Linked DNA regions of Homo sapiens: region 1 is linked to region 2. Evidence: read pairs that join two places in POLR2A ChIA-PET (ENCODE). Cell type or tissue: HCT116. All regions are shown on one strand. Region 1 overlaps LIMA1 (LIM domain and actin binding 1). Region 2 holds the start of NR4A1 (nuclear receptor subfamily 4 group A member 1).

Region 1 (4,000 bases), 1.8 Mb after region 2:
CACCCATGAATGCTAAAATTAATGGGAAAAAGTTTAAGGAGAAACAGAGTCAAAGTTCTCCCTCATAATATTTATGAATTACAAAGGGAAAACAAATAATAACTTTACAGAGGAGAAACCTGATATACCACATTAACCATGTGATCAAGGCTAATGTCGTGAGTAATAAGACATCACATCAACATCACGTACCCTCTGATATGATGCACTGTGAAGGGAACATCAACTCTGGATTATTCCTTTCAAACATTTATAATCTCAATCTAATCTGAGAAAATATCATGTTTTTTAAAAAAACTTTTTTTTGTTTTGTCTTTTGAGTATTGCAAGATGTTCCAGGCTGATCTTGTATTTGCCCTTCCCCAGCTCTGGAATCAACCGCTTCTCCAAGGAGTCTTGATTCTATTTTATTGGAGAAACCAAGAAACCCAAATTGAGGAACATTCTACATAATATCTGACCAATACTTTCAACAATATCGAGGTCATGAAAGACAAGGAAAAGCAGAGTAACTGTCATAGATTGGGGTAGACTTAGGAAGACACGACAACTAAATGCAGTGTATGATCCTGAAACAGAAATAAGACGTTAATTAAAAAACTGGTGGAATTTCAATAAAGTCTATAGTTAATAGTATTGTACCAGTGCTCATTTCTTAGTTTTGCTAATTGTACTATGGTAATATAAGATAAAGCTAGGTGAAATGTATATGGGAACTCTTGTACTGTTTTTGCAACTCTTATGTATGAAATTGTTTCAGAATAAAAGGTGAGTGCTCACTTCAGTCATACATATACTAAAGTTGAAATGATACAGAGAAGATTAGCATGGTCCCTGTGTGAAGTTAACACACAAATTTGTGAAGCAGTCCATGTTTAAAAAAAAAAGTTTAAAAAAAAAAGGTTAAAGAACTATTAACTTCCAGCCAGGCACGGTGGCTCACGCCTGTAATCCCAGCACTTTGGAAGGCCGAGGCGGGCGGATCATGAGGTCAGGAGTTCAAGACCAGCCTGACCAACATGGTGAAACCCCATCTCTACTAAAAATACAAAAAAAAAAATTAGCCGAGTGTGGTGGCACATGCCTGTAATCACAGCTACCCAGGAGGCTGAGGCAGGACAATTGCTTGAACCTGGGAGGCGGAGGTTGCAGTGAGCCGAGATTGCGCCACTGCACTCTAGCCTGGGCGACAGAGTGAGACTCCATCTCAAAAAAAAAATAAATAACTATTAACTTCCAAAAAATGTTCAAGAATGTGAATTTAGTCACTATTTTTGTACAGAAATATAAATTTAGAAATGTAATTTTCTGAAAAAACATTATGTAGCAATGTATTTCATGTTGCTTTTATTTAAAATTCCCTTTGCAACTTGAAGTTTTTTAGTTTTTTTTTTTCTTTTAATTGCTCCCTTTTACCTGATGACATTCAAATTGGGAAGAGAGGTTGGTAGAAAAACTAAAACTCTACAATCTATTTCTTAAAAATAATGTTTTTCTTTTCTTTCTTTCCTTTCTTTTCTTTCTTTTCTTTACTTTTTTTTTTCTTTTCTTTTCTTTTTTTTTTTTTGACAGGGTCTGGCTCTATAGTCCAGGTTGAGTACAGTGGTGTGATCACGGCTCACTGCAACCTTAACCTCTAGGCTCAAGTGACCCACCTCAGCCTCTTGAGTAGCTGGGACCACAGACACACCACCATGGCCAGATAGTTTTCTGTATTTTTTCTTTGTAGAGACAGGGTTTCACCATGTTGCCCAGGCTGGTCTCAAACTCCTGAGCTCATGTGATCTGCCTGCCTCGGCCTCCCAAAGTGCTGGGATTACAGGCATGAGCCACCACATGTGGCCCATTTTTTCTTCATAAGTGAGTTTGTAGTTTTTACTTTGTTCTAATTTTTTGAGGCTATGTTCAGGAAGCCATACAGCTTGAATAAGTAACCATCTCAGGAGAAAAAAAAGAGAGGAGGCCACTGAGATCGGATATATAAGAACAGGATTTTATTAGTGGCTTGGGGAGGGCTGGTTGCAGGGCCAGCTCATTTATTTTTTGGTTTGGTTTGGTGGTTTTTTTTTGTTTTGTTTTTTTTGGTTTTGTTTTGAGACAGAGTCTTGTGCTGTTGCCCAGGCTGGAGTGCAGTGACACAATTTTTCTTCTGCCTCACCCTCCCGAGTAGCTGGAATTACAGGCATGCACCACCACGCCTGGCTAATTTTTGTATTTTTAGTAGAGACAGGGTTTTACCATGTTGGCCAGGCTGGCCTCGAACTCCTGAACTTAAGTGATCCACTCACCTAAGCCTCCCAGAGTGCTGGGATTACAGGCATAAGCCACCGCGCCCGGCTGTTTTTGTCCAAGCCTGGTTTCTGAGAGACAGTTTCCTTGGTCAGGAGAGTCTGTAAATGAATTTATTAGAATAGGTTTCTTGGAGCAGTTACCGGCCTCACCGTAAGCAACAGCTTGAGGAAGCAGATACCTGGGGCAGATTTCCCAGTGAGTCACTCTTCAACTTTTCAAGGACCTTTGTTCGAGAGATCTTTATCTCCAAGCTACAGCTTACCCTACCCTAGGACAATTTAGTGGCCCATCTCAAGCTACCTGGTTTGATAAAAGAACATTGATCCTGGGAGTTAGAACTCTAGCTCTAATACTAACCAGCTGGTGACTTTGGAAAATGATTGGAGCTTTATGCATCTCAGTTTCCTCACTGTAAAAAAGGGGATTTGGTTACTTGATTTCCAAGCTACTTTCTTAATGAAAAAAATCTGCCATTTGTATCTGAAACTGAAGGCATCTTCCTTCTCAGCAAACTGTTCCCCTTTCTATGTATACCATTTATTTGTCATGCAACGATCCTTCTAGTCTCTGAAGCTAAAAATCTGTGTTTATTTTTGTTATATGTTTCCTTTAACTCTTGCAGCCAACTGTCTTCCAATCCAGCAGTTCTTCCTTCACAGTTCATGTGGTAGTAGAATGCATATGACTGAAGAGAATGGGTTTTGGAGTCTGAAAGTCTGAAAATGGAACTCATATCTGAGAGAGACTGTGTGGGTGGGGAGAGATAATATACCTTTCTTTTTTTTTTTTTTTTTTTTGAGACAGAGTCTCGCTCTGTCGCCCAGGCTGGAGTGCAATGGCATGATCTCGACTCACTGCAACCTCTGCTTCCCGGGTTCAAGCAGTTGTCCTGCCTCAGCCTCCCAAGTAGCTGGGATTACAGGCGCCTGCCACCATGCCTGGCTAATTTTTTGTATGTTTAGTAAAGACAGGATTTTGCTACATTGGCCAGACTGGGTCCGGAACTCCTGACCTCAGGTGATCCGCCTGCCTCAGCCTCCCAAAGTGCTGGGATTACAGGCGTGAGCCACCATGCTGGCCCCAATACCACACCTTTAATGCAGGCCAATGAAAGCCAGTTACTACAATGGAGGGTATTCCAAGTGAGCCCAGGATAACTTTTAAGTTTCCCTGAAAGCAGGAATGATTATCTCTGATATTCACCACTCTGGGAAGATACTCACCACTATTCTCTTACTGAAAAATAATTTGTATGGGTTTTCAGCTAGGTGGTTCAGGGATTTTTCTAGCTGGTTTTCTACATTGGCTAAAAGTGGCGGTTTTAATCATTCTTCATTAATTGTAGTTGAAAGAAAATGGACTTTGGAATCAAACAGAATATGCGTTTGAATCCCAGCTCTGCTACTTTATAGCTAAGTGATCTTTGTAAAGTTAATATGTCTGAATCTCAATTTCGTTACCATAAATATAAGACAATAAAACCAATCCTGTAGAATGATTGTGAGGATTGAGATATATGCAAAGCATAAAGTTAGTGTCTTAAAATCTTCCAAGAGTCGGATTTCTAACTTTAGCTTTGAATTTGTAGTTTCCTATTGTATATCATTTGGATTTCTCTTGCTGACATGTATGTCTCAACATGTGTAAATCAACACTCATCATTTTCCCTCTTCTTTCTATATTTACTGTCTCTGTTAATGGAATCAAC
Region 2 (4,000 bases):
ATCCTGCCATCTGGGGCTGGGAAGCCACTCTGCACTGCTCGAGATGCTCCCAGAAGCAAAGAGGAAGGGAACCTAGGCCTCCTCATCGGTAACCTGGCTCCAGACCTTTAAAGGCCATTTGCTGGGGACAGGGCAAGGGGGGAGGAAGGAGACCACAGCCCCCTGGACTCTCAGGAGAATGGACAACAGTACCTAAAAAGAATGTTCTGCTGCCCCCAGTTATCTTAATAAGAGAACTCTGAGAGTCCAGCAGAAGACTTAAGGAGAAGCCTGCTGGTGGGTGGGTGGAAGACATTCTGCCCCTGCCTGGGTCCCTCCACTAAAGCAGGGTCTGTGCCCTGAAGAATCCAGAGGCTCAGGCAAAGGGGGTTACACAGCCCCAGTCCCGAGGAGCCTGAAGAGAGCCTGAACAGAGATAGCATCATTCAGGCAGATCCTTACATTCACAGAATGGTCAAAAAATAATGCAGAGGAGGCTCCAGGACAGTCTCCCTCCCAACCTACACACCTGGGGTCTGCGTAACTCTGGCCTCACCAGTCAATGAGGGAAGCTGGAGAAGAAATCAAGCAGGAACAGAGTACCATAATCAAGGGGTGCAGTGATGGGGGCAAAGGCTGTCACCACCTCCTGGCCAAGAGCCCAGGAAGTCCTCTCTGGTCCTAGCCTTCCTTCTAACTCCACAGGCCCTGAACAGGGCACCTCCACCCCTAGCCTGACAACCAAGACAACAGAGACCCTTGTAGCTCAGGCCCCACACACCCAGTGGCACCAGTCCACAGGCATGCAGCACCCTGCGAGAGGTGAGGGTGGCCACATCTGCCTGCACTAGGACAGCCTGGCCAGGGATGGGCTGGGGGTGAAGGAGGAAAGACAGCAGTTGGGCAGAACTGGGCGCTTGTTCCTGCCTTATTCAAATCCTGTTTCTCCACCTGGACGTCCCACATCCGGATCAACCCCCATCAGTCCCTCCCCCTTCATGCAGGTTCTTAACAACACAAGATATGGACCTACATCTAGCCTCACAGGAGGGGGGAGCAGTCCCACAGGAGGAGGAAGAGGCGGGGTTGAAGGAGGCAGTGGGGAGAATCCGGCTTCAGGCAGGTCTTGGCAACAATGTGGCTTGCACCTGTTCTGCTGAACAAGCCTCAGGCTGCACCCTACCTGTAAGATCCAACAGAGACTACTGGGGGAGGGGGCATAGGGATGATCAGCATCTGGAGCTGGAATGGTTGGGAGGTATCCTCTAGGCAGCACCGCCCCAAGACTCCAACACTGGCAACTTCTATCCAGGATCCCCAAGGACAAGGGTTTCCACCTCTGTCTCTCTTTCTCTCTCTCTCTCTCTCTCTCTCACACACACACACACACACACACACACACACACACACGTGATCCAAGCCCCAGCGAAATCAATTCTCCCTGTGCTTACAGAGACCCTGCCCCGACCCCAAGAAGCCTCCTTTATTCAATACACAGCAAGCAGCCCTCCACAGGTCAGCCACCAAGCCAGTCACTTCCTTCAATGATCCGGAGGCTTCCTAACGCACCTCAGACAGAAAGTTCAGGGTGGGGAACCCCTGCCAACTCAGCCACAGCCTCTAAAGTGTTAAGAAAACAACCGGGACACTGGGAGGGAGCTGACAGGCTGGGAGGAAGGAGGGCCTTTTGGAAATCCAATCCCAGTTAGAATCGTACGGATCCCAGCAGCGCCAAAGCTCTGTGTACCTGTTCCCCCACGGTGCTGTGACCCCCATCCACACCCACCCAAGTTCAGAGCACCGTGCGCCCAGTTGGGCACCCTAGGAGACTGAACTAAGGCCAGCCGCCTGCTGGACAAGTCCCTACTCCCGGCGCCAACCCCAACCCCCTACAGCTTCCACTTTGCAGGTAGTCAACCTCCCCTACCTCCTACCCCGCACCCAGTAGTTTCCAGTCTGACCTGGGTTCTCATCCCGTTGTGCTACAGCTGCACACTACACCTACCCTCTTGCATGCCGGCCCTACAACATCCTCTCTGCCCGCGCGTACACCCATCTCCTTCATGCACCGCTCCTAAAAACAGATGCACGTTCCCCGAAGGGAACCTACCCGGCCGGCTCCCGCTGCCCCTGCCCGGACTGGCGCCCCGAGTCTCAGCCTGGTCCCTGGTCCCGCGTGCGCTCCCGAAGTTCTTCTGTGCACTCCCCCAAGTTTCGTAGCCTCCGCCACTGGGACTCCCCGGCCGAGCCCGACCCTCCTCTTAAGCGCTCCGTGACGCACGGGGAGGGGCGGGGGCGCCACTGACGCAGGCCGCCCGTCGAGCTTTGGCCATACAAGGGCGCGGGGGGCGGTGCGGTTCCGGCGGGAGGCGGCCAGGGGGAGGTGCGGCCCGGGGAGCCCGAGGGGGCGGGGCGAGGAGGGGGGGCCTGGAATGTCTGCGCGCGTGACGCACGCGGGGTTCCATTGACGCAGGGAGCGCGGATTGTTTGATCTATAAATAGGCTCCTCGCGCCCGCCGCGCCCGCTAAAAATAGCAGCTCCCAGGCCCACTAGGCTCCCCGCACCGGACTCGGGTCCCAGCTGGGGGCCCCCAGGTCCAGAATAACCAGCGGGAGGGCCAGAGCCCGAGAAGGGGCGCTGTAGAGACGCGGCCGCGGGGCTTCCCCGGATGAGGATCTCCTCACTCTCCAGTTGCTCCCGGGAGCCAACCGCGCCCGGTCCCTCCGGCTCCCTCCGAGCCTAGCCCCGCCTTTACACCTTCCCAAGCCCTTCCTGGAGCCCTAGGGTGTCGCTGCTGCCGCTGCTGGGCGGTCAGGACAGGCCGCGGGCTGAGGCGGGCAATTCGGACACACCCTGGGGAGCCTGCGCCCTCACCTCAGCCCTAGGCGCAGCTAGTGCACAGGACGCGGCTTCCCCAGCAGGGTCTCAGGCTGAGAGGCTGCCCCTGAGACGTCAGTTAGAGCCCTCGCTTAGTCCCTCCAGGCAGTCTCCCTACACAGGACCTTCCCGAGGGCAGGCGTTGGCCAGGCCCAAGCTCGGCCAACAGCTCTGGCTCCGCTCCACAAGCTGAACTTGGTTTCGCACCGTCCCCTCCCCAGCCCCTTACAGGGGGAGTGCACCCTAGTTGGGAAATTACCGAATTTCAGAACCGGGTGGAGCCTGAGAAATCTTTTCAAACTTGTGCCAACTCTTCCTCATTTTATAAACAAACAGGCTCAGAGAAATAATGGCACTTGCTGAAGGTCACACAGCCAGGTGGTGGCACACTGGGTTGGAACCCAGGGCCACAGACTGCATCTCTAGGGATCTCTCCACGCCTCTTATCAATACCCCTCCCCCTGTCCACATCAGGGAGCACCGGCCCTCCCAGCCTACCTCCAGCACCTGTGGGGAGGCAGCTCTGACCAGTTATCACCTGCCCGGTGGAGTGAGGAACAGCCCGCCAGGGCCCTGCTGGGCACAGACCAGGCTTCAGCCACCTGGAGCCTTCCCTGGTTTGGCCGTCACCCTTCCACCCTGATCTCTCCTGAGCCTGGGGAGCCCTCACGGAAAAGTAAGAGAAGAGGGAAGGGCAAAAAAACAAAAACAAGGAAAAGAGAGCCCTGCCACCCCACTGCGACCCCCATCCATTCCCCTTCTCCCATGTAAGTCAATATCCATGAGTTTCTGCTTCCATTGAGCCTGCACCCACCCACCCAGTTCTCAACTCATCTGGTCACCCCATAGGACTTTCTCTGCCCCGGAGGCTCTGCCGGCCCGATTTCCACCCTCAACCCCCATCACAGTTTTCCCACACCCTTGTCTCCAGCCCCCGCTTCTGCCCACTCAAAGGTCCCACAAGCACCTCAAATTTCATCTGTTCCAGACAGAACTTGTCATTTCTGCACCCCCTGCCTGCCACCTAATCTCTGCTCCTGGCTCCTGATGCCCCATTTGCAACTTTTCACTGTTTCCTGAAATTCTTTTTTGGAACATCTCTTGGGTCCTTTCCTCTCCCCGTTTTTGTTTTGTTTTGTTGTC

Evidence for each region. ChIA-PET counts read pairs that join two places held together with the same protein. Peaks named below come from ENCODE experiments on the same cell type or tissue, not always from the same donor. Only the 100,000 strongest peaks of a DNase experiment are listed, where the experiment ranks them.
Region 1: POLR2A ChIA-PET joins it to region 2 with 6 read pairs; 1 of 35 experiments calls an interaction of 5 or more read pairs at or near these places.

What each region holds. Positions count from the first base shown.
Region 1 is chr12:50,253,117-50,257,116 of GRCh38, reverse strand. All of the region lies in intron 1 of LIMA1 (LIM domain and actin binding 1), which reads left to right. It also overlaps the pseudogene RNU6-1093P. Among named protein-coding and RNA genes, the nearest start is that of MIR1293, 21 kb to the right of the region's middle. In HCT116, no CTCF peak of the experiment used is centred here; a DNase peak (open chromatin) is centred at 2,476; H3K4me3 peaks cover 1,908 bases; H3K27ac peaks cover 2,349 bases.
Region 2 is chr12:52,049,658-52,053,657 of GRCh38, reverse strand. It overlaps NR4A1 (nuclear receptor subfamily 4 group A member 1), which reads right to left and starts at 2,216. Exons shown (of 7, transcript NM_173157.3): 1 at 2,090-2,216. LOC107984510 (a long non-coding RNA gene) reads left to right here and starts at 2,504. Exons shown (of 2, transcript XR_001749148.3): 1 at 2,504-3,624. RefSeq lists enhancers at 552-671, 1,523-2,080 and a silencer at 2,172-2,581. In HCT116, no CTCF peak of the experiment used is centred here; DNase peaks (open chromatin) are centred at 2,417 and 2,728; H3K4me3 peaks cover 2,920 bases; H3K27ac peaks cover 2,641 bases.